Regions from separate parts of the Homo sapiens genome. Here region 2 is linked to region 1. A link is a loop called in an ENCODE intact Hi-C map of the cell type or tissue named here. Cell type or tissue: Calu3. All regions are shown on one strand. Links, peaks and the distances in the headings refer to the core of each region. The heading gives the core; the rest is flanking DNA. Region 1 has its middle 15 kb from the start of EPB41L1. Region 2 overlaps CNBD2 (cyclic nucleotide binding domain containing 2).

Evidence for each region. A loop is a pair of places that touch in the nucleus more often than their neighbours do. Peaks named below come from ENCODE experiments on the same cell type or tissue, not always from the same donor. Only the 100,000 strongest peaks of a DNase experiment are listed, where the experiment ranks them.
Region 2: a loop joins it to region 1, with 2.7 times the contacts of the local background. A loop is called at or near these places in 3 of 110 quality-filtered maps.

Annotation. Positions count from the first base shown.
Region 1 is chr20:36,131,969-36,147,262 of GRCh38, reverse strand. It overlaps a transcript of EPB41L1 not described here. Among named protein-coding and RNA genes, the nearest start is that of EPB41L1, 15 kb to the left of the region's middle. RefSeq lists a silencer at 3,999-4,048 and an enhancer at 8,338-8,387. In Calu3, for the core only: CTCF peaks have their summits at 8,200 and 8,402 (motif pointing right); a DNase peak (open chromatin) is centred at 8,452.
Region 2 is chr20:36,028,682-36,043,975 of GRCh38, reverse strand. It overlaps CNBD2 (cyclic nucleotide binding domain containing 2), which reads right to left. Exons shown (of 12, transcript NM_001365709.1): 12 at 13,276-13,619. The coding sequence ends at 13,328. Among named protein-coding and RNA genes, the nearest start is that of NORAD, 15 kb to the left of the region's middle. In Calu3, for the core only: no CTCF peak of the experiment used is centred there; a DNase peak (open chromatin) is centred at 8,055.

The sequences.
Region 1 (15,294 bases), core at 3,801-11,800:
GAATATATGCTAGAGATTTTCAGGATGTAAAATACTCTTAGGATTAGAGTCTAAAGCCAGAAAGCTGTTTCTATCTTTTTTTCCTCTGTTTTGTTGTTGCTGTTATTATTGTTTTGAGACAGGGTCTCACTCTGTCGCCCATGCTGGAGTGCAGTGGTGTGATCATGGTTCACTGCAGCCTCAACTTCCCCGGGCTGAGGTAATCCTCCTACCTCAGCCCCCTAAGTAGCTGGGACTACAGGTGTACACCACCATGCACTGCTAATTTTTATATTTTTTGTAGAGATAGGGTTTTGCCATGTTGCCTAGGCTGGTCTCAAACTCCTGAGCTCAAGTGTTCTACTCACCTTGGCCTCCCACAGTGCTGGGATAACAGGCATGACCCACTGCACCTGACCTCCTTTTTTTTTTTTTCTTTTCAACAGTTTTTCCATTTAAAACAGGGACTGTTATGAAGACCTCATAACCCCCCAAGCCAGACCCAGCAGAATTTCACCTGCTGTCTGCTGTCAGATCACAAACATTTCCTTGCACTCACATTCCCAGCCCAGGTGCCCACTCCACCCAGCCAGCACTTCACTTCCAGAAGCTGGCACTGCTCTGCTGTCTTTTCAGTCCTCTCTTCATCCATCCATCTGCAGGGACCAGACGGCTAGACCAGCCGCTGCATCACTGGTTAATCCGCAACTTCACAAGGCAGCCAGGCAGTGACGCCTGAATGTTCCCATCTCCCCACACTAGGCCAGGCTGGGCAGAGAAGTCGTCTGTGTATGTAAACACAGCCTTCTGCTTAGGCAGCTCCTGCCGGACTCCCCTCGCCAACTGGGCCCTCTGTGGCTTTTATCTCCCTGCCTAAAATAACCATTGGCTTCAGTGGTTCTCTGGGCATGAATCAGACTCTCGTAGAAGCCTGTGAGCAGCTTGAGGACAGGGAAGTTATGGTACCGATCTCTGTATCCCCAGTGTGCCAGTACAAAGGTTTGTGGGATTTGTCGAACTCCTCTGTGTACCTGGAGGGACCTACAGTAGGAAGCAAGAGCTCTCTACAGAAAACAGTCACATCCTCCAAAAGCTCACAGTTTAGTAAGAGAAAGTACCCACACCAGCCAACTGCAATGTAAAACAGAAAGCACTAAAGGTTGTAAGAAGAGGACAGAGTGTTGGGGAGTTCAGAGGAGAAAAAGATTAGAGAGCAGCAGGTGTCAAAGGAGGTTTCGAGGAAGAGGTCATATGTGGGTTGGGCATTAAAGGCAGGGCAGAAGGACAATGTAGACTGAGGAGAGAGCATAACACAAGCCATAGTGCTGGGAATTACAAGGTAGAATCAGGAAACGCTGCATATGACCTGGAGCCTGGGATACTGAGGGTTGAGGCTATCCCTGAGGAGATAGAAAGGAGCTGGTGCCAAGCAGAGCCTTGAATGACAAACCAAGTGCACTGCACTGTCTAGCAACTGGCCAAATGTGATTATTTAAATTTAAATTTAATGGAACAAAATGTAAAACTCATAGCCACATGTGGTTAGTGGTTACCATACTGGACGGTGCAGATGTAGAACATTTCATCACTACAGACATTTCTAGTGGACAGCAATGGTGGATAGTGTCAGAGGATCCAGAGAGCTTTGAGCAGAGGCATAATTAGAGCTGGGCTTTAGGAAAATTAATTTGCTCCTGGTGAAGACTCAGTGACCGGAGTGAAGGAGAAGCCTGGAACCACAGTGGGACATTGCAATAATCCAGGTGAGATCAGTCACCACTTCTTTTCCCTCTGTTCATCTCTTCCTATCAGGAAACAGGGATGATTCTAAAGTGTGGTCCCTGGAACACCAGCAATATCTGGGAACTCTTTTTTTTTTTTTTTTTTTGAGATGGAGTCTCCCTCTGTCGCCCAGGCTGGAGTGCAGTGGTGTGATCGCAATCTCAGCTCACTGCAACCTTCACCTCCCAGGTTCAAGCAATTCTCCGCCTCAGCCTCCCAAGTAGCTGGGATTACAGGCACCCACCACCACAACCGGCTAATTTTTTTGTATTTTTAGTAGAGACGGGGGTTTCATCATCTTGTCCAGGCTGGTCTTGAACTCCTGACCTCGTGATCCACCGCACCCAGCCTTATCTGGGAACTCTTAAGTACACAAATCCTCAGGCCCCACACAGACCTACTGAGTCAGAAACTAGGAGGTTTGGAACAGCAACAGTGCTTTCATCAGCCCTCCTGTGATTCTAACGCACACTGGAGTTTCAGGTCTGCCAGCATAGAGGCTAGGAGCCTACACTTTGGCTCCAGAGTGATGTATACTCTGGAGTCAGAGGACCTGACTTCATATCCTGGCTCAGTTGTTTCCTAGATGTGCTTAATCTATTTGTGCCTCAGTTTCCTTATAATAACCATATGGAGTTATTATAAGGATTAATGGAGCTAATACATGTAAATATCTTAGAAGAGTGTCTAACTTATAGTAAGTATTCAATAAATGTTACTTATCAGTCCTATTATTCACTCCTATGGCAGTTTAATTCCTCCCATATACAATGAGACAGCATCTGTCTCTTGCCACTAGCTATGACCTCCTGCCTTTCCATCATATAATATTCCCAGGCCCACTCAGCCATTCTATTTCCTGTCCTCCAGGACCCGAGGGTCAGTTCCTTTCCCACAAGGCAGAGGCACTTCCTGTATCAGAGAGTGTCCCACCAGGATAAGAATGTCAACAGACAGATTTAACTGTCCTGGGCAAAGATGCCCTCTAAAGGAATGAGTCAGGAGATGCCCCATGGGTTTTCCCCTGGGAGTGGGAAGGTCTGGAGGTGAGGGCTCAGCTGCCCACTGTGATTGAAAGCCTCAAGCCTGTTCAGTTGGATCCATGCCAGCCAAGAGGGTATGGAAAATGGTACTGTGATCCTGCCTACTGTAGGTAGCTAGACCCTGGCTCAAGGAACCAGGCAGGGGAGGGTGGCGTCCTGTGTGGCAGAGGGCGCTGGGCTGGGCATCAAGAAACCTTGATTTGACCTTTGCTGTGAGATCTTGGGCAGTCATTTTCCTCTCTGAATTCAATTTCCTTACCTGTAATATGAGGGGGTTGGACTAGCGCAGTTCTAAACCTTTTAGGGGGCTGGGCGCAGTGGCTGACGCCTGTAATTCTTACACTCTGGGAGGCCGAGGCGGGCAGATCACCTGAGGTCAGGAGTTTGAGACTAGCCTGGCCAACATGGTGAAACCCCATCTCTACTAAAAATACAAAAATTAGCCAGGGATGGTGGCGTGCGCCTGTAGTCCCAGCTACTTGGGAGGCTGAGGCAGGAGAATCACTTGAACCCGGGAGGCAGAGGTTGCAGTGAGCCAAAATCGCGCCACTGCACTCCAGCCTGGGCAACAGAGCGAGACACTGTCTCAAAAAAAAGAAAAAAGAAAAAAAAAGAAAAAGAAAAAGAAAACCTTTTATCGGTCCTGATTTCCTTTGAAAATGCAATGAAAACTGCAGAGCTTCTCCTAGAAAAATGTACATGGGTATGCACCTGCACACACATACACACACACAAAGTCACACTCACACACACACATACCTACCTTTATCATCTTTCAGGTATCAAGAGAGCTCATGAAGCCCATGCATAGATCACCCCCTGAGTGATAGATAGATAATCCCCTTGGTTAAGACTTGGGCTAGATGATCTCTAATCAGCCACGATAAGAAATTAGCTGTATATGTGTGTATTTTGTATTTTGTATCTAATTTAAAGGAACCCTACATTAAAGACTTCACTAAGACGATGAGCTTTTATGTGGGCTTTTGTGGGACATAGATGTTGATTGGCTAAATGCTGTGCTTCCCCAGAGCCTGCCTCACCCTTGTCATATTGCCTCTGAAGTCACCCTCTCCATTCCACTCTCTCTGCCCTTTTTCAGCAGGGAGTGAGCACACAGTCCTGAAAAATACTGCTACCCCCACTAGCTGTCTCTGTCCCCAGCTATGAGAGGGTAGAAAAGAGCGAGCCTGGTCTGCCTCTCATACTCCCACCCCAAAGCCCTGGCTCAGAGGTCAACCAATCAAGAGGCCCCCAGATGGCACCTCTATCCCCAACACACACACACACACACACACACACACACACACACACACACACAAACACACCCTCCCTCACATAGCCACAACCACAGGACTGCACCTCCAGACACCTGGCGGTGCGGTCACTCGGAACCGGCAGGAGTTATTTTTAGAGGCCAAGTGACAGGATGGTGAGAGCAGTTCCACTCTGTCAGAGTTACTGCTGCCACCACCAGCTCTGATGAATCACTCTCCACTACGTGAATGGACAAGTCTGTCAGCATGGCCACGGAGGCCATGCCAGCTTCTAGAATGAATGTCTTGGATTGGTGACTACGCTGATCACACCAGGCTGAGCCCAGGATCACACCAGGGACAAGACTGCCAGGCCTGAGCCAGTGCAGCCAACCCAGCCCAACTGCCCAGCACAGCCTCCCATAACCAATACAGTCGGGCCAACACAGCACAGCACAGCACAGCCCGGGCAGGTAAGCCCCTTCAACACAGTCCAACCCAGCCCCATCAGGCCACCCAGGGGCCTCTCTTTGCAAAGTCCTTTTAGAGTGGCTATTGATGCCTCCCTCCGCCCAATCCGTGCAAGTGAGCCTCCCACCCACTAAGCTACCGCTGCCGGGTTATTAAGATAATGAGCCGCCAATAAATTGGGCAGATTCAGACAGTGTCAATGCAGCTATCAACTGGTTTCATCTTTCATCGTTGAAAAAGTACATGATAAGCCTTAAAAGTGTGCATACCGTTTAACGCAGAAATTCCTTTTTTAGGAATGGATCCTTAGGGAACAATGAATGACACAAAGATGTGGCTATAAGAACATTTGTCTAAGCACTGTATACAGGAGTAAAGTAGAGCATTGGAGTTAATATATATGTCCAATAATAGTGGCTACGTTATAAAAATAGTGATACATACATATGCTGAAATACTACGCAGCCACACAAAATAATGTTGTGGATCTATATGTGGCTATATAATCATGTTCTTAACACAATACAGGTAAAAAAGCAGAGACAAAATGGTACGTAACAAATGATCCAATTTCTACAAAATACGTTTTTTGTTCTTTTTTCTTTTCTTTTTTTTTTTTTTTGAGATGGAGTTTTTGCTCTATTGCCCAGGCTGAAGTGCAGTGGCATGATCTCGGCTCACTGCAACCTCCGCCTCCTGGGTTCAAGCAATTCTCCCACCTCAGCCTCCCGAGTAATTGGGATTACAGGTGCCCCGCCACCACGCCTGGTTAATTTTTGTATTTTTAGAAGAGACAGGGTTTCACCATGTTGGCCAGGCTGGTCTCGAACTCCTGACCTCAAGTGATCTGTCCACGTCAGCCTCCCAAAGTGCTGGGATTATAGGCGTGAGCCACCGTGCCTGGCCCCAATTTCTATAAAATATGTATGTATGTGTACATGCCTAGAAAAAAGCAAACAGGAAATATTTTAAAACATGTTACCAGACGTTGTTTTATGATAGTGGAATTATTTCTTTTGTGTACATTTGGGTCTTGTTTTGTTGCTTACTTTCTGGTATATATGTGTAAACATATTTATATAAGAAAGGTCTGTTACCTTCACCTCTCTCAAAGCTTCTGGCCTGAACCATTGAAGGTCCCTCCTAGAATCTCACTAGAGCCCCCACCTTTCAGCAACCACAGCCCCCCTTGGGCTGCCTCTCTGGCTTTGAACTTTGCTGCCCTCTTCAGTTGTTCCCTGGAGTTTCACTAATGGGGCCCATCTAGCCAATTCCCACAGTCTCCTGACACAGGCCCTCACAGCGGAAGTACCCTCCAGGGCTCCCTATTCATGCATAGAAACCTAACAGAGTCCCATTCCCTCATCTGACAGTAAAAGAAAAAAAAAATAATAAAGATGACAGTCGTAGTGAACCTTCACATTTCTACTTTGTCTTCCTTTTTACAGAGCACTTTATTATACATGTTTCACTTAGCCCTCCCATTGGTGAGAAAACTGAGGGCCAGCAAGTACAGCAGCACAACACTTGCCAAAGGTCATAGAGTGAATCAGGATTCACATGCAGGTCTGATATTGACAGATAAGGAGGTAAATGGAAGAAATGAACACGTAATCCTGAGCCCACAGTCTATGAAAGGGGCCATATTCTACAAAGACCCTCCTCCTGCCCCCAGCGCCTTCTCCCAGCTGCTGTCCCTTGCCCAGAATCCCACAAAACCCCATCTGGGGCCACATGCCCTACATCTACTCATCAGCCCATCATTCCCTCCCAGCTTTGGAAACAGGCTCTTGCTGCCTCCTCGGAAATCTTAGCAACGAGACATCCTGCAGCACCACCCTCTCCACCTGTGGGCTCTTCCATCTTGGGCCTGTCTCATTAGGGGAGGGGGTGGCTAGTCGGGCTCTCTCATGGGGGTGGGGGCTGTGACACCCACACACGGCAGGGGCAGGGGAAGAGAGGAGATGAAATCAGCCTGGATGGCCCTCACTCTGGGCCTCCTCTTGCACTATTCATTTCTTGGGCTTCTGATTATCTGCTGACTGGGACAAAAAAAGAAGCCAAATCCTAGGGCATGAATTCTAGTCCATTCCAATTTTATTTTTGCATTTCTGAAATACACGGATTCTTCCAACCAGAATATTAATATTCAAAATAGCAATAATAAAAGTATTAGCAACAAAACAGCTACTTTATTCAGTGCTTACAACCACCCTTGAGAAGTCATATCCCCACTTTACAGATGAGAAAACTGAGACTCAGCTTGCCTGAAGATACCTAGCTAATAAATGGAAAAACAATTGTGTCTGACATCCAAGTGTATACTTTGACTACCATGTCTCTTAGAAAGCACTTAATCCTGGTTGGGTGCGGTGGCTCATGCCTGTAATCCCAGCACTTTGGGAGGCCAAGGTGGTTGGATCACTTGAGGCCAGGAGTTCAAGACCAGCACGGCCAACATGGCGAAACCTCATCCCTACTAAAAAAAAAAAAAAAAAAACATACAAAAAGTAGCCAGGTGTGGTGGCGCGCACCTGTAGTCCCTGCTACTCAGGAGGCTGAGGCACAAGAATCACTTGAATCTGGGAAGCAGAGGTTGCAGTGAGCAGAGATTGCGCTTCTGCACTCCAGCCTGGGTGACAGAGCGAGACTCTGTCTCAAAAACAAACAAACAAACAACAACAACAAAAAAAAACCACCTAGGCCGGGCACGGTGGCTCATGCCTGCAATCCCAGCACTTTGGGAGGCCAAGGTGGGCGGATCACCTGAGGTCGGGAGTTCGAGACCAGCTGACCAACATGGAGAAACTCCATCTCTACTAAAAATACAAAATTAGCCAGGCATGGTGGCACATGCCTGTAATCTCAGCTACTCAGGAGGTTGAGGCAAGAGAATCGCTTGAACCCAGGAGGCAGAGGTTGCGGTGAGCCCAGATCGTACCATTGCACTCCAGCCTGGGCAACAAGAGTGAAACTCCGTCTTAAAAAAAATAAATAAATAATAATAAGAAGAAAGCACTTAATCCTATCCCTTTACTGCACAGATGGGGAAACTGAGACCCAGAGAGGGGAAGGGCTTTGTAATCAGTCAGCATCTATTTATTTACTGAGCAACAACTAGGTCTGAAGCGCTGAGCTAGTGCTGTGAATGAGGAAAAATTTAAACTTCTGTGTTATTGGATAGACAAGCTGTGACTCTATGTATTAATCATTGCTAAACCTAGGCAATGGGTTCACAGAAGTGCATTACACTATACTCTTTATTTTTATGTATGTTTGAAATTTTGCATAACAAAAAAATTTTTTTTAAAGGATGACAGAAAGATAACTGACTATCATGCAAACCGTAAGTCTGGCTTGAACTTATAAAACTCGAAACAAATTTAGGAATATTTTTGCTCTGATAGTTTTGAAAATCAGAAAAAGGCAATTGTACTGGAATCTACTTCATAGCCTTTCTTTTCCCACCTTTCTGTAAAATTTTCTGCCTCTGTTGTTGCTAGGAAATCAGTGAGCCAAGAGAATCCTCGTTGGCCTAGCCGGGCCGTCTCCCTTCCCACACTGCCTCTCTGGGGGTACAGCGTCCCTGTACCCAGGAAGCTGGCCCTCTTGGGCCGGCTTTCTGTGGATCCACAAGGCAATCACCACAAGAGGCTGAATAAGAGCCTGTCAGTCACTGGGAGACAGGCAGCTATAAATCCAGAGGACCATGATTAGAAAGCAAATTACAGGCCTCCCGCTCTAAGTTTCCAACTCACAAAACTTCTTGGCAGTCAAAGGGCCTTTACTTAAGTTGTTCAAAGTTTCCAGAGAGAGTGAACACACACAAGGCAAGAGAGAAAAAAAAAATGGGACACAACAGAGGCAGAAAATTCTATAGACAGGTGGAGAGAGAGGCCACTGGGAGGCAGCATGTCACAATAGTTAAAAGCAAGGCTTTGGCGGCAGGTCAAAGCTCCAGTGCATGTTCCAAAGCTTCCTAGCTGTGAGACTTTGAGCAAATAACTTAACCTCTCTGAGTCTTTATTTTCTCAGCTACAAACTGGGGATAATTCTTCCTACTACTCAGAGTGGACGCAGGGATTGAGTGAGGCAATATATGTCAAATCATTAACCCAGTTCCTGGCACATATTAAGCATGCAATAAATAGTGGCTTTAAAAAATGTGCTGGCTGGATGTGGTGGCTCATGCCTGTGATCCCAGCACTTTGGGAGGCTGAGGCGGGCAGATCACCTGAGGCTGGGAGTCGAGACCAGCCTGGCCAACATGGTGAAACCCTGTCTCTACTAAAAATGCAAAAATTAGCGGGCGGGGTGGAGAAGCTGTAATCCCAGCTACTCGGGAGGCTGAGGCAGGAGAACTGCTTGAACCTGGGAGGCAGAGGCTGCAGTGAGCCTGAGATCGTGCCACTGCACTCCAGCCTGGCTGACAGAGCGAGACTCTTGTCTCAAAAAAAAAAAAAAAAAAAGTGCTAACCATACAACCCAGCAATTCCACTTCTGAGGCTATATCCAAAATAATTGAAAGCAAGGTGTCAAAGAGATCTCTGTACAGCCAAGGCCATAGCAGCATTATTCACATAGCCAAGAGGTGGAAGCAACAAGTGTCCATCGACAGATGAGTGGATAAACAAAATGTTGTACATATATACAATGGAATATTATTCAGCTTTAGAAAGGAAGGGAATTCTGATACATATGACAACATGGGTGAACTTGAGGACATTATACTAAGTAACAAAAGCCAGTCACAAAAAGACAAACACTGTATGATTCCACTTATCTGAGGTATCTAGTCCAATTTGCAGTTACAGAAAGGAGAATGGCAGCTGCCACAGGTTGGGGGAGGAGGAAATGGGAGTTATTGTTTAATGGATATAGTTTCACTTTTTTCATATTAAAAAATTTGGCTGGGCATGGTGGCTCATGCCTGCAATCCCAGCACTTTGGGAGGCCGAGGCGGGCAGATCACCTGAGGTCAGGAGTTTGTGACCAGCCTGGCCAAGATGGAGAAAACTCATCTTTACTAAAAATACAAAATCAGACGGGCACGGTGGTGCATGCCTGTAATCCCAGCTACTCAGGAGGCTGAGGCAGAAGAATCGCTTGAACCCAGGAGGCGGAGATTGCCGTGAGCCAAGATCGCGCCATTGCACTCCAGCCTGGGCAACAAAAGCGGAACTCAGTCTCAAAACATAAAAAAAGTATTCAGGCTGGGTGCGGTGACTCATGCCTATAATCTCAGCACTATGGGAGGCTGAGGCAGGAGGATAACTTGAACCCAGGAGTTTGAGACCAGCCTGGGCAACATAGTGAGACCCAATCTGTATCCAAAAAAAATTTTTTTTAATTAGCTGCCCCAGCGCAGTGGCTCATGCCTATAGTCCCAGCACTTTGGGAGGCTGAGGCATACGGATTACTTGAGGTCAGGAGTTTGAGACCAGCCTGGGCAACATGATGAAACCCTGTCTCTACAAAAAATAAAAAATTAGCCAGGTGTGATAGTGCATATGCCTGTAGTCCCAGCTACTTGGGAGGCTGAGGGGCGAATATCCCTTGAGCCCAGGAGGCAGAGGTTGCAGTGAACCGAGATTGAGCCACTGCACTCTAGCCTGGGCAACAGAGTGAAACCCTGTCTCAAAAAAAAAAAAAAAAGGAAAGGAAAGAAAAGGAAAAAAAGAAAAACTTAGCCAGGCATGGTGGCATGCATGTGTAGTCCCAGCTACTTGGGAGGATGAGATGGGAGGACCATTTGAGCCTGGGAGGTTGGGGCTGCAGTGATCGTGCCACTGCACTTCAGTCTAGGCAACAGAACAATACTCTGCCGTGGAAAAGTAAATTTTAAAAAATTAAAAAATTCAGGCTCACACCTGTAATCCCGTTACTTTGGGAGGCCAGGGCAGGAGGATTACTTGAAGCCAAGAGTTCAAGACCAGCCTGGGCAACAAAAGAAGAACCCCATTTTTACAAAAAAAAAAATTAGTCAGGTACCACGGTATGCACCTGTAGCCCCAGCTACTCAGGAGGCTGAGGCAGGTGGACTGCTGAAGTTCAGGAGTTCAAGGATGGAGTGAGCTATGATTGCACCTGTGTACTCAGGCCTAGGCAACAGAGCGAGACACCATCTCTAAAAAAAAAAAAAGAAAGAAAAAAGATTTAAAAGTTCTGAAGATGGTGGTAGTGATGGTGTTACACAATATGAACCTACCCAACACTACTGAAGTGTACACTTACTTAAAAATGGTTAAGATGGACCAGGCATGGTGACTCACACCTATAATCTCAGCACTGTGGGAGGCTGAGGCAGTTGGATCACTTGAGGCCAGGAGTTCCAGATCAGCCTGGGCAACACGGTGAAACCCTGTTTCTCCAAAAAAAAAAAAAAAAAAAAAACTTAGCCGGGCACAGTTGCATGTGCCTGTAGTCCCAGCTACTCAGGAGGCTGAGGCGGGAGGATCGCTTGAGCTTGGGAGGCAGAGGTTGCAGTGAGCCAAGGGCATGCCACTGCACTCCAGCCTGGGCAACAGAGAGAGACCCTCCCTCAAAAAACAAGTGGTCAGGGTGGTAAATTTTAGGTTCTGTATATTTTACCACAATTTTGAAAATTTTTTTGTAAGTTCTAGCAAGAAAACCAAACAAGAAAGTAAAAGGCCATGAGATGATGCCAAAGAAATAGGGGGAACTGAAAAAGTGAGACCACAGTAATAGGAAGGTTAATGATCCAAAGACGAAACACTCACCTCATATGCACGCCCTTCCTAAGCTGTCAAGTATAAAGGGAGGAAATTTTCTGGAGGGATTTATATTTCCAGGGTGTTCAGGACCCTACCTGCTACCCTCAATTCTGCCCCTACCGAGGGGTTGTCCTGATAATCACTGAACAGGCCTGTGGGAGAACCTACCTCACCCCTTCCCCTTTCCAGAATCCTCAAGGAAACAGTAAAGGATCGAAGTCTAGATGTGAAGGAAGTCTATCTTTACAACAACAGGCAGAGACAGCAACTTTCAGGCAGAAGAGCAGCTTGTGCAAAGGCCTAAGCTAAGAGCTATGCGTGGGAGACCTCCAGGGTGGCCAGAGCCTCAGATATGTAGAGGGAAGCAGGAAGGAGGCAGGGGCAAGAGGTGAAAGCCCACAGGCTAGACACTTGCACTTCCCATCATCTCAGTGACCTTTAAATCAATCCCAACTGGCAGGTATTAATATACCCATTTTATGGAGAGAGAAACGGAAATCCAGACAGATAAAGTAACTTGCCCAAGGAAACACAGATGGTGAGCAGAGGGGGGATTCCAAACCCGCTGACTCCTGACCTCATGCTTATTGCTTCGGCCCATGTGGTATCAGTCCCTAAGGCCAAGACCGTGGGCTCTGGAGGCAGAATCCCAAATCCCCCTCTATCCCTCACTGATTGTGTGATCTGAAGGAAAGTACTTAACCTTTTGAGTCTCAGTTTCTTCAACTGTACAATGGGAATGACCATATACATACCTCATATGGTTTTAAGAGAAGTAAACGTAATATTTCAAGGAAAGTGGGTTGCAGGCCGTGATAATAGACAATACAAAGTAGGCTGGGTGCAGTGGCTCACGCCTGTAATCCCAGCACTTTGGGAGGCCGAGGTGGTCGGGTCACTTGAGGCCAGGAGTTTGAGACCATCCTGACCAACATGCAAAACCCTGTCTCTACTAAAAATACAAAAGTTAGCCAGATGTGGTCGCATGCACCTGTAATCCCAGCTACTCGGGAGGCTGAGGCAGGATAATCACTTGAACCCAGGAGGTGGAGGTTGCATGCAGTGGGCCGTGATCAAGCCACTGCACTCTAGCCTGGGCAACAGAGTGGGACCCTGGTTCAAAAAAAAAAAAAAAAAAAAAAAAAGACAGAGAAAACACAAAATAGTGTTCTTATTTATTATGCTTAGGCACCCTCACAGACTCCCACAGACAGACGTGCAGCCATTGCTTCTGCCTACCTGAGACCAATGCAGCCTTTGGAGCAAGGTAGATGACAGACCTGGACCCCTGAGGAGCTAATAGCCCAGGCTGGGCAGTAACCTTGCAGGAACAGCCTGGAAACTACCTCCTCCACTCTTTATTCTCAACTCCATGGCCTGGGTAAGTTGTTCTGCAAATGTTCAGTGGGACACAGTCCAAGCAATCTCTATTCTCGTGGGAATAAATGTAATAGAAAAAACTAGGGCTGCCAACTCACCCACCCTTTGGTCTCCACCATGAGCTGGTCTCCTGCCCCACAGTACCTTCTGGGACCAGATGGCCTAGAATGTCAAACCATCAATACCAGGAAGGCCTTTGGATACCATCGAATCCCACCCCTCGTGTACATGGGAACACTGAGGCCTAGGGATTAGTGGGGATCTGCTTAAGTTCACAGCGTGAGCCAGTGGCAAAGCTAGAACACAACCTCGGGCTACCAACTCTCTGGTCTACTGGAGTTTCCAATTTATTTCACCATCGCTATTTCTTGTTGTGTCAAGCTTAAGTTTACATATTTGAAGTTCAAGAGTATAATCACCCCTGGAAGCCTAATTCTGGGAGGTGGCAAGAACTTTGGAGACAGACAGACCTGGGTTCAAATCCCAGCCCCGCCACTTCCTAGCTGAGTGGCCCTTCATTTATTTATACAGTAGAAAAAGACAATGGAGGCAGAGGCTAAGAGCATAGGCTACAGTCCTACCTCTGCCATTTCATGACAGGTGAGTCACTTTATCAACTGCTGGTTCAGCTTCCTCTTCCGTAAAACCTACCTCACCTAGTCATCCAAGTATAGAATGAGAAAAATATAAATGAAGAATCAGGTACAAGGTTTGCTATCAAGTAATGATGGATATTATTGTTACTTTTTTTTTTTTTTTTTTGACAGGGTCTCACTCTGTTGCCCAGGCTGGAATGCAGTGGCGTGATCTCGGCTCACTGCAAGCCTCAACCTCCTAGGCTCAAGCGATCCTCCCGCCTCAGCCTCCTGAGTAGTTGGGACCACAGAGGCGCATGCCACCACGCCCAGGTAATTTTTGTATTTTTTGTAGAGACAGGGTTTGCATATTGCCCAGGCTGGTCTCAAACTCGTGAGCTCAAGCTATACGCCTGCATCGGCCTCCCAAAGTGCTGGGATTATAGGCATGAGCCACTGTGCCCAGCTACTATTAATATTATCTTTAATGCTATGATTGGGGTATGTTTTCAGCAGGTAGCAAGAAGGTACCTCTGTCTCAAAGCTCTAGTCTTCCCATTTCTCCTCATGGAATCATGGAGTGTTAAGCTGGCCAGGGCCCTGTATCACAGACAACAGATCTGAGATCCAGAGGGAAATGGCATGCTCAAGGTCAGGGAGCAAGTTAATGAGAGGGGTGAACTAGAACCCAGATCTCTTGAATCTACTGACTTAATTCCCTAAACACAAGCTCTTACTTTGTGCATGGGCTTGGTGGGAAGAAATGGTGGTCTTTTCAGACCCCAAATACCAAAGGGTAGTTGGATCTCAGCCAGAATGGAACTCATCTTGCCCTCATGGCAGTCCCAGGCCAGAAACAAGGCGGGGCTCAACGCTGGTGGACCAGGCCAACTGGGCTAACAGCCAGAGTGGAGCCAAAGGCACAGCTCGGGCCCTCTCACCAGCTACATAATAAAGTAATTATGGGATTAGGGATAAAATTAGTCACTTGTGTAATTATTTTTCTTAGAACAAGAGCAGAAAGGACCTTTTTCAAGAGTTGTTCCTTGGCCCTCCCAAGAGTATTCATGCAGAGACACAGATGAGTGCACACACCCACAAGCACGTGTACACACACAGCAGTGATGGTGGTGTGTGGAGCGGGTGCTGCTTGGCTTTCTGTGGCAGTGCCTCACAGTGGGTCCCACACCTACCAGGACTACCTCTGAAGGCCAGGGGTGACATTTCCCAATGTCTGCCTCACTGAACACATTTATCACACTATCACAGGTGCACTGCCTTCCTTCCGGGCCCCCCATCATACAGAATCTCTCATACCCCTCCCCGGCCACAGCATATCAGGCCTGGACCCCCAAGCCCTCCCTCCATCTTGGAGGCTAGTGGTACAATTCCAGCAGGACCTGGGGGTCCAGTAATCCAGAGAGATCTTTGCTACTGGCTGCTGTGGCAGGCATAATAATGCGCCCCCCCCCCCCGCCCACAAAGATGTCCATGTCTTCATCCCCAGAATCAGGTGAATATGTTACCTCACGTGGCAAAAGGGACCTTGCACAGGTGATTAGGTAAAGAGTTTTGAGATGGAGAATGGTCCTAGATTATCTGAATGGGCTCAATGTAACCACAGGGGTTCTTGTAAGTCAAAAGGGGATTTGGGGGAATCGGAGGAGATATGATGACGGAGGCAGAGGTGGGAGGGACCCAGCTACTAGAAGGGGCCATGAACCAAGGCATGTGGGTGGCCTGGAGAGCTGGAAAAGGCCAGGTGAGGATCCTCCCCTAGCAGCTCTGCCAACACCCTGACTTCGGCCCCATAAGGTCCATTTTCAGATTTTGACCTCTAGAAGTCTAGGGTCATCCATTTGTGTTGTTTTAAGTATATGGTCATTTGTTAGGGCAGCATTAGGAAACTGACACAGTCACCTAGGGAGGGGTCCTCAGAACTCACCTTTCCCTCCAGACTGAAACGCCCTCCTCAAGGGCTAGCCAGGGAGATTCCTTGGGGCCAGATGTCCCCTGGATATACCTCTGGGGAACAGGCCTGAGCTGGGGCCCCAAGCTCTAACCTAGAGAGATA
Region 2 (15,294 bases), core at 4,803-12,802, 100 kb after region 1:
CTAGGCCTCAGTCTCCTCAGTAAAATGAATGGTTTGTTCTGCCTCTTCAGATCAGATGCTGGGCCTTTCAAAGCCATGAGTTTCATCGGGGGTAAAGCCAGGGCCAGAAGCTTCTAAACATGGTTCTTTACTAAAAGGAACCATGGGCCTTGGAGAAATGGCTAATTCCAGGGCTGCAGCAAAGAAAGTACAAGATCATCTTGAAATATCCTGTTATGGCAGGAATCAAGACAGTGCTCCAAGAATGACGGGGACATATCAAAAGGACACAGAAGCCAGCTTGAAGTGGCTTCCATTGGCCAAATCTGTCACAATTTGAGCATCAAAATGTAGAATGACTCATATAATGCAAATGATAGCACACTGAATAAAACAGGAAGCCATGAGTCCAATTCTGATAGAAATAAAGAAATGGCCTGTATTCCCAGCTATTCTGGAGGCTTTGGTGGGAGGATCACTTGAACCGAGGAGGTCAAAACTCTACTTCATCCTGGGCAATAGAGTGAGACTTTCTAGAAAACAAAAATCAGGCCGGGCACAGTGGCTCAGACCTGTAATCCCAACACTTTGGGAGGCTGAGGCAGGCGAATCATTTGAGGTGAGGAGTTCAAGACCAGCCTGGCCAACATGGTGAAACCCCATCTCTACTAAAAATACAAAAATTAGCCAGGTGTGGTGGTGGGCGCCTGTAATCTCAGCTACTAGGGAGGCTGAGGCACAAGAATTGCTTGAACCCAGGAGGCAGAGGTTTCAGTGAGCTGAGATCATGCCACTGTACTCCAGCCTGGGCAACAGAACAAGACCCTGTCTCAAAAAAAAAAAAAAAAAAAAAAAAACAAAGAAAAAAAGAAAACAAAAATAAAAACAAGTGTTGGCAAGGATGTGAATAAACTGGGACCCCTATGCACTGTTAGTGGAATTGTAAAATGGTGCAACTGCAATGGAAAACAGTAGGACAGTTCCTCAAAAAATTAAAAATAGAACTACCGTATGATCCAGCAATGCCACTTTCAAGTCATACCTTGATATACTGGGGGATTGGCTCCAGAATCCCTGGGTATACCCAAATCCGTACATACTCAAGTCCTGCTACAGAACCTGTATATATGAAAAGTTGGCTCTCCCTGTCTGCAGTTTGGCATCCCACCACTGCATTTGACTGAAAAAAAAGCCACATATAAGTGGGGCCACACAGTTCAAACTCATGTTGTTCAAGGTTCAACTGCATATCCAAAAGGACTGAAAGCAGGGTCTCAAAGAGATACAGTACATAAGTTGCTTAACCCTTGAAACTTCAATCTTATTTTTAAAATGGAGATAAATGTCAACCTTACATGCATGTGTGCTATGAAGTACCAAATACTGTCCCTAAGGTTTTGTTTGTTTGTTTGTTTGTTTGTTTTGACAGAGTCTCACTCTATTCTCTGTTGTCCAGTCTGGAGTGCAATGGTGTGATCTCAGCTCACTGCAACCTCCACCTCCCGGGTTCAAGTGACTCTCCTGCCTCAGCCTCCTGAGTAACTGGGATTAAAGGTGCCCGCCACCAAGCCCAGCTAATTTTTGTATTTGTAGTAGAGACAGGGTTTCACCATGTTGGCCAGACTGGTCTCGAACTCCTGACCTCATGATCCACCTGCCTCGGCCTCCCAAAGTGCTGGGATTACAGGCATGAGCCACCGTGCCTGTCCTGTCCTAAGTTTTTAATGTATATTAGGTCACTTCATCTTTAAATCCTTTTGCTGTAAACTGTTTAAAACCACACTCCTGAGATCCACCCCCAACTGTGCTTCCCTCACAGCCTTCCTTATCTCAGGAAGCAGCTTCCACTTGCTCAAAAAACATTTCTGGAGTAATTCTTGATTCTCTCCCATTCCTCACATTGAGTCCAACAGCAAGCCCTCTCAGTTCTGCCGTCAAAATATGGCCAGGATTGGTCCCATCTCAACACCACCACAACCACTCTGATCCAAGCCTCCATAATCTCCTACTTGGATCACTGCAGTGCCTTCCTCCCCGACGCCTTCCATGCTGGTGCTTCCCCAGTCTAGCCAGATTCTAGATCCTAGATCTCTGCTAAGAACCTTCCAAAAGCTCCCTTCACATGGTCATGATCTGGCCTCCACCCCCCTTCTTGCAACTTTTTTCTCCTTTGACTCCATTCTGGACATACTGGCCTCCTTGCTGTCACCTAGCCATGCCAAGCATGGAACATTCCTCTGCCCGGAACATTCTTGGCCTTGATATCTGCAGGGTTCACTCCCTCACTGGTGTACTCACCAATGTCATATTCTTCATAAAGTGTTCTCTAATGACCCTTCACAAAGTAGTAGCCTCCACCCCCTACCTACCCTGATTTTTCTTGTGCACTTCCTGTGCTCATCATCAATACAGAACATAAGCTCCTAGAGGCCAGGGACTTTGTTCCATCTTGTTTGGTGCTGTCTCTCTAAACCTAGACCATCTCCTCTCCCTAGGGCATGTGTGCTGGTTGGATTCTTCTAGGTTTTAGATTCAGTGATGCCAGCTCTCCTAGGCCTCCCTGTTTCATGGAGATGCCCAGGAGCCTGAAGGTGAGGGGACTGAGATGGACAGAAGACAAGCGCTGTTTGGAGGGAGGGGAGCAGGTAGCAGCCAATGGGCTCCAGGATGCTTCTCGCAGAGGGGGCAAACCCCATGAGCTGATGATCATCGAAGCTGATGAGGATGTGGATAATGGAGCAATGTGTGAATGCTGGTGAGAACTGTTTTTTGTTTGTTTGTTTTTTGAGACAGAGTCTCCCTCTGTCTGTCACCTAGGCTGGAGTGCAATGGCACGATCTCGGCCCACTGCAACCTCCACCTCCCAGGTTCAAGCGATTCTCCTGTCTCAGCCTCCTGAATAGCTGGGATTACAGGCACCTGCCATCATGCCCGGCTAATTTTTGTATTTTAGTAGAGACAGGGTTTCACCATGTTGAGCCATCAGAGAGCTCAAAGCCAGTTGTTTTGTTTTGTTTTTTTAACAGGCTCTATTTTCTATCGCAGTTTTAGGTTCATAGCAAAACTGAGTGGAAAGTACAGGGATTTCTCATATACTCCCTGTTCCCGACACATGCACAGCCCCCTGATTATCAATGTCCGCGACCAGAGTGGTACATTTGTTACAATTGAGGAACCAATACTGACACATTGTTATCACCCAGGGTCAGAGTTTACACCAGGGTTCACTCTGGGAAGTTTACATTCTATGGATTTGGACAAATGTATGATGACATGGGTTTACCATTAGTAGTAGTATTACAGGGTGTAGTTTCACTTCTGTAAAAATCATCTGTGCTATATCCATTCATCCTTCCCTCTCCTCAGCCCTTGGCAACGACTAATTTTGAAGACAACTCCATAGTTTTTGCCTTTCCATAGTGTCATATAACTGGACATACATCCAGTTTGTAGCCTTTTCAGATTGGCTTATTTCACTTAGTAATATGCATTTAAGGTTGCTCCATGTCTTTTCAAGAGTTGATAGCTCATTTCTTTTTAGTGCTGAATAATATCCCATTGTCTGGACATACCACAGTTTATTTATCCATTCACCTACTGAAAGACATCTTGGTTGCTTCCAAGTCTTAGCAACTACAAATAAAGTTGCCATAAACATTTATGTACGGGTTTTCATATGGATATGCTTTCAACTCCTTGTGTGGTAGGAGAATGTTTAATTTTATAAGAAACCACTGAACTGTCTTCCAAAGCAACTGTACCATTTTGTACTCCCACCAGCAATGAATGATGGTTCTTGGTCCACATCTTTGCCAGCATTTGGTGGTGTCAGTGTTCTGGATTTTGGCTATTCTAATAGGTGTGTGAAAGCCAGGTTTTGTAATTATGGCTAGAGCTTATACAAATCCATAGTGACTTCCTCCATTTTCTTCTTGGTCTCAATTGTCTAATTTCTTTTTGTTGTTGTTATTGTTTTTTGAGATGGAGTCTCGCTCTGTCACCCAGGCTGGAGTGCAGTGGCGCGATCTCTGCTCACTGCAAGCTCCGCCTCCCGGGTTCGTGCCATTCTCCTGCCTCAGCCTCCAGAGTACCTGGGACTACAGGCACCCGCCACCACACCCGGCTAATTTTTTGTATTTTTAGTAGAGACAGGGTTTCACCGTGTTAGCCAGGATGGTCTCGATCTCCTGACCTCGTGATCCACCCACCTTGGCCTCCCAAAGTGCTGGGATTACAGGCGTGAGCCAAAGCACCTGGCCCAATTGTCTAATTTCTAATAAATAATATGTTTCTCTTTTTATCCTGAATATCACGGAGCTTATCAATGATTTTTTTTTTATTTGAGACTGGGTCTGGCTCTGTCACCCAGGCTCACTGCAATCTCAGCTCACTGTAACCTCCACCTCCCAGGCTCAAGTGATCCTCCCTCCTCAGCCTCTTGAGTAGCTGGGACTACAGGTGCACACCACCACATCTGGCTAATTTTTGTATTTCTTTGTAGAGACAGGGTTTCATCATGTTGCCCAGGCTGGTCTTGAACTTCGAACTCAAGCAGTCTGCTCGCCTCAGCCTCTCAAAGTGCTGGGATTACAGGTGTGAGCCACCACACCCGGCCTCAACAAACTTAAAAATCAATTTTTATCTAATTATAAAGTCAACTAAAGCCAATATTTATGCATATCCATATTAGCTTCCTTCACTTTCTTCCTTTTTTCAGTTCTAATTTTTATTTTAAGATAACTTCACACTTAAAATTGCAAGAATGATAATGCCACTATGAAAAATATGGCAGTTCCTCAAAAAATTAAAAATGGAATTACCATAGGATCTAGCAATCCCACTTTTGGATATATAACCAAAAGAACTGAAAGCAGTGGTCTCAAAGATGCATTTGCACCAATGTTCATAACAACATTATTCACAATAGCCAAAAAGTAGAAGCAACCCAAGTGGCCATCGGTAGATGAATGGGTAAACAAAATATGGTATATACACATAAAATGGAATATTGTTTAGCCTTAAAAAGGAACGAAATTCTGACACATGCTACAACATAGGTGAACCTTGAGGACAGCATGCTAAGTAAATGAACCAGCCCCAGAAAGACAAATATTGTATGATTCCACTACTTTAGGTACCTAGGGTACTCAAATTCATAGAGACAGAAAGGAGAGAGGTAGTTGCCAGGGACTAGGGGGGAAGGAGTAATGGGGAGTCATTGTTTAATGGGTACAGAGTTTCATTTTTCCAAGATGAAAAGAGTTCTGGAGATGGATGGTGGTGATAGTTACATAACAATGAGAATACTTCATGCCACTCAACTATACACTTAAAAATGATGAAGATGATACATGTTATGCTATTCGTATTTTACCACAGTTAAACATATGTTTTTAATTTCAAGGATGGTTCAAAGAACTCCTAAGGCCAGGCGACGGCTTACAGCACTTTAAGAGGCTGAGGCAGTGGCTGGGCACGGTGGCTCACACCTGCAATCCCAGCACTTTGGGAGGCCAACGTGGTTCGATCACCTGAGGTCAGGAGTTCAAGACTAGCCTGACCAACATGGTGAAACCCCATCTCTACTAAAAATACAAAATTAGCCAGGCGTGGTGGCATATGCCTGTAATTCCAGGTACTCGGGAGGCTGAGGCAGGAGAAGCTCTTGAACCCAGGAGGCAGAGGCTGCAGTGAGCCAAGATCTGCCACTGCACTCTAGTCTTGGCAACAAGAGTGAAACTCTGTCTCAAAAAAAAAAAAAAAAAAAAAAAAAAAGAGGCTGAGGCAGGAGGATCACTTGAGCCCAGGAGTTTGAGACAGGCCTGAGCAAAACAGTGAGACCCCACCTCTGTTAAAAAAAAATTTTTTTTAAAAACAATTCCTAAGTACACTTCACGCAGACTGGCCAGTTGTTATTTGACTATATTTTCTTTGCCATTCTCTCTCTAAATGTACATATTATAATTTTCTAAATAATTTGGAAAGTAAATTGAAGAAATTATCTCTCTTAACTGCCAAGTACTGCAGTGTATATTTCCTAAGTACAAGGAGAGTCTCTTACGTAACAGTACAATTACAGACAGCAAGAAATACAATTACGGCCAGATATGGTGGCTCACACCTGTAATTCCAACACTTTGGGAGGCTGAAGCAGGCAGATCTCTTGAGCCCAGGAGTTCAAGACCAGCCTGGGCAACATGGTGAAACCCTGTCTCTACAAATAATAAAAAAATAAATTAGCCAGGCATTGTGGCACACCTGTAGTCCCAGCTACTCAGGAGACTGAAGTGGAAGGATCCCTTAAGCCCAGGAGGTCAAGGCTGCAATGAACCGTGATTGCACCACTGCACTCCAGAGTAGACAGAGTGAGACCCTATCTGGGAAAACATAACAAATAAATAAATAAATACTATTATCTCTCCCACAGTTCATTTTCACATGCCACCATGGGGTTCAATAATCCATTTTCTTTTTCTTTTTTTTTTTTTTTGAGACGGAGTTTGGCTCTTGTTGCCCAGGCTGTAGTGCAATGGCACAATCTCGACTCACCACAACCTCCACCTCCCGGGTTCAAGTGATTCTCCTGCCTCAGCCTCCCGAGTAGCTGGGATTACAGGCATGTGCCACCACGCCCGGTTAATTTTTGTATTTTTAGTAGAGACAGGGTTTCTCCATGTTGGTCAGGCTGGCCTTGAACTCCCGACCTCAGGTGATCTGCACACCTCGGCCTCCCAAAGTGCTGGGATTACAGGCATAAGCACTGCGCCCAGCCTCAATAATCCACTTTCTTGATCCTGACTTTCTGTTGGGGGTGGGTGGTTTTGGAAGTACGAGATAGGTGAGGACAAAACAAGAGAGGCGGGTGGGGCCCTGCTCAGCCCCTGGGGTGGGGGCTATGTGTGCAGAACACCCGCTGGACCCCTGGAATTGCACAGATGCTAGGCATGAAGCTCAGGAAAGGGATGGAGCCTGGCGGAGAGTCACACAGCACACATCTGAACTCTGCTACCTCTCACTGCCCCAGCCCTCCAGTGTCTGTCCCCAAGGCCCACAGTTTGGCAGCAGCCATGAAAAACCTTTGTTTATGCTTTGATCCTGCTTATCAGCCACCTAGAAACTGCTACTCATCCTCATTGTTTGCTCTGGACCAGTGATTACAAATTCAGCAACTCAGCACCCTTGCAGTTAAGCCCCATAAATCCCCCAGCAGTAGAAAGGCATCATGGTAAAATGGCCTGTACGTGTACTGCCCTGAAAGTATTTCCCTATGATGTAGCCTTGCAGATGAGCAAAGTGACCCATTTCACCCCTTAACTGGAAGGTAAGACTTTCCTAGGAGTTATATGAAAGGAATAGAAGACTTTTCTTTTTTCTTTTTTTTTTTCTTTTCTTTTCTTTTTTTTTTTTTTTTTGAGATGGAGTCTTGCTCTTGTCGCCCAGGCTGGGGTGCAGTGGCGCAATCTTGGCTCACTGCAACCTCTGCCTCCTGGGTTCAAGCGATTCTCCTGCCTCAGTCCCCCGAGTAGCTGGGGTTACAGGTGCCCGCCACCACACCAGCTAATTTTTTTTTATATTTTAATAGAGATGCGGTTTCACCATGTTGGCCAGGCTGGTCTCGCACTCCTGACCTTGTGATCCGCCCACCTCAGCCTCCCAAAGTGCTGGGATTACAGGCATGAGCCACCGCGCCCCACCGGAATAGAAGATTTAAACAATGCCTTTCTTCCAACCCCAAGTTGGGACCTTAAACACTACCTATAACAAACGCTGGTAATGTGTCCTGTGTTTATTTTTCAAGTGGGTTTTTTTTATTTTTCCCCCAAACAGTGGAAGCTTTTAGCACTAGGGGCTATATTTTTGGCTCAAGCAGCTTGGGCTTGCCTCTCTAAGTATGACTATGCTTATTTACATATGGAAAATAATTCCAGAGGGCAATTATATTCTCCCCAGCACAGTTTCAGGGCTGTGTGTGCAGACTTCCTTTTTTGAAAATAGGTGGCTCATTTGGGATAGATGAGTAACGGTGGTGTAACTGTCCACACACTTCAATGCTGATTAACTAGGAGGGTGCTGGGCTGTGGTTTTCCTGGATTTTCTGGAACCACCACCTGGTAGCTGAGTGAGCTTTGCCTTCGGGGCCTCAGGCTCCTCATCTCTCAAATGGATGCTGCCATCCAGTTAGCTGCCAGGAAATAGTTTCAGAGTAAGTGATGGCCTCTGTAGAGTGCCTCACATAATGCCTGGCACACACCAGGTACTCCATACCTGAGCCTGGGGCCCTCTCCCTGGCTTCTTAGGCATGGCAGATCACCCCGGGCTTCCGGGACCCTTGGATCTGTGCCTAGGTGGCAGTGAGGACCTCTGCAGCACTGAAAATGTCATTTGTTCCAAACACTTGTGCCAGGGGGTATCATATTTACTCCTTCTGAGTGAACTCCTCTCCCAGGTAAATGCTCATGTCATGTCTTCCACTGCCCACTGCCTGATTCTTTTTTCTTTCTTTTCCCTTTTTTTTGAGAGAGAGTTTCACTCTGTCACCCAGGCTGGAGTACAGTGGCATGATCATGGCTCACTGCAGCCTTGACCTCTTCGGCTCAAGTAATCCTCCCACCTCAGCTCCCTTAAGTAGCTTGGACTACAGGCATGCACCACCATGGATGGCTAATTTTTGTATTTTTTGTAGTGACAGGGTCTCACTATGTTTCCCAGGCTGGTCTTGAACTCCTGCCTCAGCCTCCCAAAGTGCTAGGATTACAGGCGTGAGCCAGCACACCCAGTATCCTGCCTGAATCTGATCCCATGTTATTGCATGTGTATGTATGTATGTGTGTATGTGTATGTGTGTATGTGTATGTGTGTCGTGTGTGTATATGTGTATTTATGTATATGTGTGTATATATGTGTATGTGTGTATATGTGTATGTGTATATGTGTGTATGCATGTGTATGTGTGTATATATGTGTGTATGTATATGTGTGTGTGTGTGTGCTGGGGAAAGGGAACCTTGAGAACCGGCGCTCATTCTGCAGCTCACAGCCTGGAAGCTAGGCTCACACACAAGTCCCACCTCCCCCTGCCCTACATTCCCCTCACTGTCCCACTCATTCTTTTTCCAAACAGTACCCCCCCCACACAGTGCTTGGTATGGTTTGCTGCCCTGTCTCCACTCTCCCCTGAGAGGCTGCCCGTTCATGTTCCCATGAGCTCCTTCACCTAGATAAGAGTGTGGGGGTTAGGCGAGAAGTCATTCAGGCTCCTCCTACCCCAATCCACTCAGTGATGGCCTTTATCACTGATTATGAGGGCTCAGACTTCCAAAGTCTCAGTTTCCTATTCCACTGAAGGGGGAAGAGAGTTTCTAGATGATCAAATTGACCTTGGTCTAAAAGACGTGAATGACACTTAGCGAGTGCTGAGCACTTACCATGCCAGGGACTTTACACCATATGCTGAATATAATAAGCATCTCTTGCTGCCCACTCCCTGCTTGGTTACTGGATTCAAAGAGACAGCAGTACTGCCTAATTCTATAATTCTATTCAAATGTTCACTTGGTTTCTCAAACAAATGCCAAAGAGGGACACATTCTCAATGCACAGAAAAGCACAGAGGACTCCTTGAAGTCCTCTTCAGACATTTCTCCTTCTCAAGTTCTTTTGTCACATAGTGGCTTCAGGAACTTTGCTCTTCCTCAGCTCCCCTCAAGACCTCCTGAAGCCCAGCCCAGAGTCTCTCTCCCTTCTCAGTACCCTCATCCTCAGTTGCTCTTCCAGGCTATTTTCTCACCCATTACTGCCCTAAAAAACATGTTCTGCCTGTTATTCTGGAAGCATTTTCTTTTTCTTTTTTTTTTTTTTGAGACGGAGTCTCACTCATCGCCCAGGCTGGAGTGCAGTGGTGCAATCTCGGATCAGTGCAAGCTCCACCTCCCAGGTTCACGCCATTCTCCTGCCTCAGCCTCCCAAGTAGCTGGAACTACAGGCGCCCGCCACCACGCCCAGCTAATTTTTTGTATTTTTAGTAGAGGCGGGGTTTCACCATGTTAGCCAGGATGGTCTTGATCTCCTGACCTCGTGATCCGCCCACCTCGGCCTCCCAAAGTGCTGGGATTACAGGCGTGAGCCACCGTGCCTGGCCGCATTTTCTTATTTCCCAGGAAGCAGGACCCAGAGATCTTGGTGAAAAAAATCTTCCACCTTGTTATACACATACCACCTCTTTTAATCCTCAACAGCCATTAAGTGGCAGAGCCTGCAGGTCACTGAACTCCACAGTCAGATGCTCAGCAAGGTGACTGTCACGTAATAAGTGCTCAACATGTGACCCCTTACATAAAGAGTTTGGGCTGGGCATAGTGGTTCACACCTGTAATCCTGGCATTTTGGGAGGCTGAGGCAGGAGGATCACTTGAGGCCAGGAGTTTGATACTAATCTGAACAGAACAGCAAGGCCCTGCCTCTACAAAAAAAAAAAAAAAAAAAAAAAAAATTAGTCGGGCATGGTAGTGCACACCTGTAATCCCAGCTACTTAAGAGGCTGAAGCAGGATGATCGCTTGAGCCCAGGAGTTTGAGGCTGTAGTGAGCTATGATCATGCCATTGCATTCTAGCCTGGGTGACAGAGACAGACCCTGTCTCAAAAATAAATTTAAAAACATAAAATTTAAAAGGAGTTTGGTGACCCCTAGCCAAGAAAATAAAAGGCAACAGAAAATGCATCTTATCCAACCTTTGACTCTCTCTGCAGTGCTCAATAAATAAATTTCAAGGCTGGGCACAGTGGCTCACGCCTATAATCCTAGCACTTTGGAAGTACCAAGACAGGTGGATTGCCTGAGCTCAGGAGTTTGAGACTAGCCTGGGCAACACAGCAAAACCCCATCTCTACTAAAAATACAAAAAATTAGCCAGGTCTGTAGCCAGGCCTGATGTCACACACCTGTAGTCCCAGCTACTTGAGAGCCTGAGACACGAGAATCGCTTGAATCCGGAAGGTTGCAGTGAGCTGAGATTGCACCACTGTGCTCCAGCCTGGGCGACAAAGCAAGACTCTCTCCAAAAATAAATAAATAAATAAATAAATTTCAAATGGATGAATAAGAAGCCCACACCATCATCTTGGAGCCACAGCCCTAAATGCAAAAGGATACCTAAATATGGTCAGACACCCCAACTTACTTGGTCCCAAAACAGTGACCCCTTGTCCTTGTAGGTCACAGTCAACCTTTCCAGGACTGCTGCAGATATCCCTGACTCCTTGATTCTGGAGCTATCAGGGAAGTGAAGATCTGTAAGTCCACTGCTTCTTTACCCTTTACGTCCACACCCCCTTCAGAGAGAAAAATTTCATACTTCTTTTCTGGTATGCAATATGAAAACGGCTTTCTTTTAAATTCAACAGAGTTCCAGTGTAGTGGCTCTGTATGAGTTTGTCCTCACATTGCTAATAAAGACATACCTGAGACTGGGTAGTTTATAAAGAAAAGAGGTTTAATTGACTCACAGTTTCGCATGGCTGGGAAGGCCTCAGGAAACTTAGAATCGTGGCAGAAGGGGAAACAAACAAATCCTTCTTCACATGGCAGCAGGAGAGAGAATGAGAGCTGAGCGAAGGGGAAAGCCCCTTATAAAACCATCAGATCTCGTGAGAACTCACTCACTATCATGAGAACAGTATGGGGAAACTGCCCCCATGATTCAATTATCTCCACCCGGTCCTGCCCTTCACACATGGGGATTATTACAATTCAAGATAAGATTTTGGGTGGGGACACAGCCAAATCGTATCAGGCTCATACCTGAAATCTCAGCACTTTGGGAGGCCAAGGTGAGAGGATCACTTTAGGCCAGGAGTTTGAGACCAGCCTGAGCAATTCAGTAAGACCCTGTCCCTACAAAAAAAAATTTTTAATTAGCCCTACGTGATGGTGCATACCTGTACTCCCAGCTACTTTGGAGGCTAAGGCAGGAGGATTGCTTGAGCCCAAGAGTTCGAGGCTGCAGTGAGCTATGATCGTGCCACTGCACTGCAGCCTGGGCAACAGAGCAAGACCCTGTCTCAAAATAAAAAATAAATTCAACAAACAAAACTATAATGTTGAATATGCTTTTCAAACTAGATCACCCCCATTCATGAAAGCCATTGATCTTGTCCAACTTGCTCATTTCACCACTGGGGAAACTGAGGTACAGATAAGGGAATCAAAGTGCTCAAGAGGGTCCAGTGAGACACAAGCACACCTGGGACTGCCAGAGCTCCTGGTGCCCAGCTCAACGCCCAGGCATTCCTCAGAGTCTATGCCTTGCCAGGGACAGGGTGGGGGACTTGGAAGCGGGCAGGCTCCTGTGCCGCCATGGCCTCCGCCAGGCTCCTCAGTGCTCTCAGGCTAACCTATGGGGTTCTCGAAGGGAAAGAGGTGTCTGGAGCTTGGTCTGTGGTGCTGAGGCTGCTGGAGACAGGAACCCTGAGTTGTAGGCCCAGATCAGTGTTGGGCAGCTCCAGATTAAAGACCCAGCAGAGAGAGTGAGGAGCCCTCTTTCGTTCAGACTCTGCAGCCTCCTTGTCTCCACCTCCTCTATCACAGCTACTCACTCCTCATCCTGGACCTGATGCCTGCTCCTGTCATGCTGTCCCATCAGCGTCTCTCTGGCTCCTGTACCCTCCTCCCAATCAGTCGCAGCCTCACTTCCACTCTCTGACAGGGACCCAGCCCACCACCTGCAGGCCCATGTGTGTTTTGTTTGACACTATTTGAAAACAATCTGAATTAGTTGCTCATGTTTAAAAACTGGTAGGAATCATCTAAAATATTGAATTTCTTGATTCTCTTGAAGAATCTACAGACTGACGATATGAGGCCCGAATTATTTTCTGACAGGGCAGCAACTGACTGGGCTAAGGGGCAGCTGCCCCATCTGGATGGGGAACTTACACAGTGGGCCCCAGCATCTCCACCATTCCCCGTTGCCTTCCCAGCCCTTCTGCTGCCCTCCTTTAGATGACCTGTGTGGCCTTGGAAGGCATTTGCAACCCTAGTCTTGACCACTTTGATTTGAGCCTCCCCCACATCCAGCTTATCAGACAAGACCCTCCTACCCTGAACCTATGCCCAATGATTAACCCGTCCACACACAGCCTCTGACCATCCATTCACTCAGCCCAGCCCTCAAGCATCAAGGGAGACTGTGCCCCCATTGCTGTCCCCCAAACACCTCTGTGGACCCACAGCTCAGCCCTCCAGGCCCCCTTCCTCCAAGTCCCACAGCTCCCATGGTGGTCATTCAGAAAGCACAGCGCCCAATCCACCATCCTTTATTTGTCCTAAATAAGGACCCCTGTGCTCTTACACTAAGCCAAGAGTTCTCGGATTTTGTACCGAGGTGCTTTGATGGCTTGGACAATCCTCAATGGGGGGAGGTATTTCTGGGGTGCCATAAAAATAGGATAACGAGGTTTAGTCGTCTTGTTGATGCTGCACAAATCCAGGACCACAGACTTAGGGTTGTAGATCTCTCTCTTCTTGGGCCGGTTTGGAGTGAACAGTTGACTTTGGCAAGGCTCCACGAGCAGCTGCAACAGGTCCTTCCGAAAGATATTCCAGCTGTTCTGCTGGAGGAACTTCTGGCACATATCTTCATCACTAAAGGGCAGGCACAGAAGCCGAGGTTCTCATGCCAGTCCCGCCCCTCCAGCCTTGCCTCCTGCCACTCTCCCCTCCCTAAGCATGTGGCGCTTCATTCTGCTTCTCTGACCCTCCCAGACTCTCCTTCTGCACCCTTTCCCTTTCCACAGTTTTCTTCCCTTAGGCCTGTGCTGTCTCATGTAGTAGCAATGGGCCACCTGTAGCTACTGAGTACCTGAAATGCAGCCAGTCTGAAATAGAGATGTGCTGTGAGTGTAAAATACACACCAGATTTCACAGACTTAGAACACAGAACTTAGAAAGTAAAATAGCTCCTTAATCATTTTATATTGATAAATGGATAAAGTGTGGTATATACATATTACATGATTCGGTTTACGTGAGATGTCCAGCACAGGCAGGTCTGTAGAGACAGGAGGTAGACTGGTGGCTGCCTTGGACTGGCCATGGTGGTCTGGCTCTGCCCTCCCCCTCACCTCATAGTAAGTGCGGCTGAGGAAGGTGGAAGAAGGACTGAGGCCTCCTGAGACCACAGCAAGGCAAGGTGGTATAAAGCTTCAACTAACTCACCTGTACTCTCTTACCTAAGCAGACAAGCTGAATACATCATTAACAAGTCAGAACATTCATTCTTCCAGCCAGATTATATCGACAAAGATAAAGTCAACTTTGATCCATAGAGATTGGCTTAAGAAAAAACTCAGAGGTCAGCATGGCTACAAGCTAGTCCTGTAGCATCAGCAATATGACAAAGCCAGCTGCCACCCGCTCATGAAAGCTGACCGTGTGCACCTCTTCTCAACTCCATGCTTGTGGCAGCAGGTTGGTAGTTTGAAACTGGCCATGGTGGGAGTATTTACACTATGGAAATCAGCAAACACTGCAAGCCAGGGTCCTCCTCCGGCATCTTGGAGAGCTGGTTGTTAAACATCCATGAGCACACTACTGGGTAGTCCTCACTTAAAAAGTTCCATTAACTCTCAATTTCTTACATAATAAATAACAACAACATCTCACTCAGACTTAGAACTTACCATGTGTCAAGCACTTTACATTTGTGAACTCATTTAATTTTCACAACCACTCCATTTCAGAAACATAGAAATTGGGGTGAGGCTAAGGGATTCACCAAAACCTAGGAGGGGGAAAGCATGTGATGACTAATTCTTAGGGGATAATTTTTTTTTAACCTAGATTCTAAGCTAGGACAGACAAGACTCCATGTCACTTCCTGATGCTGATGGTCACATTGATTTCTAGTCTACTTTTTCACTGAACAGGGTAGCCTCAGCTTCACACAGGGGTCTCAGTTCCAATCCCCTGTCTCACTTGAACTGAAAGCTGCATCTGTCCTTTCAGGCTTTAAAAAATCAACCCATGGCTGGGTGCGGTGGCTCATGCCTGTAATCCCAGCACTTTAGGAGACCAGGCGGGTGGATGACTTCAGATCAGGAGTTTGAGACTAGCCTGGCCAAGATGGTGAAACCCTGTCTCTACTAAAAATACAAAAATTAGCCAGGTGTGGTGGCACACGCCTGTAATCCCAGCTACTCAGGAGGCTGAGCCACAAGAATCACTTGAACCCAGTGGGGGGACATTGCAGTGACCTGAGATCACGAGACTGCACTCTAGCCTGGGCGACAGAGTGAGACTCCGTCCCAAAAAAAACCAG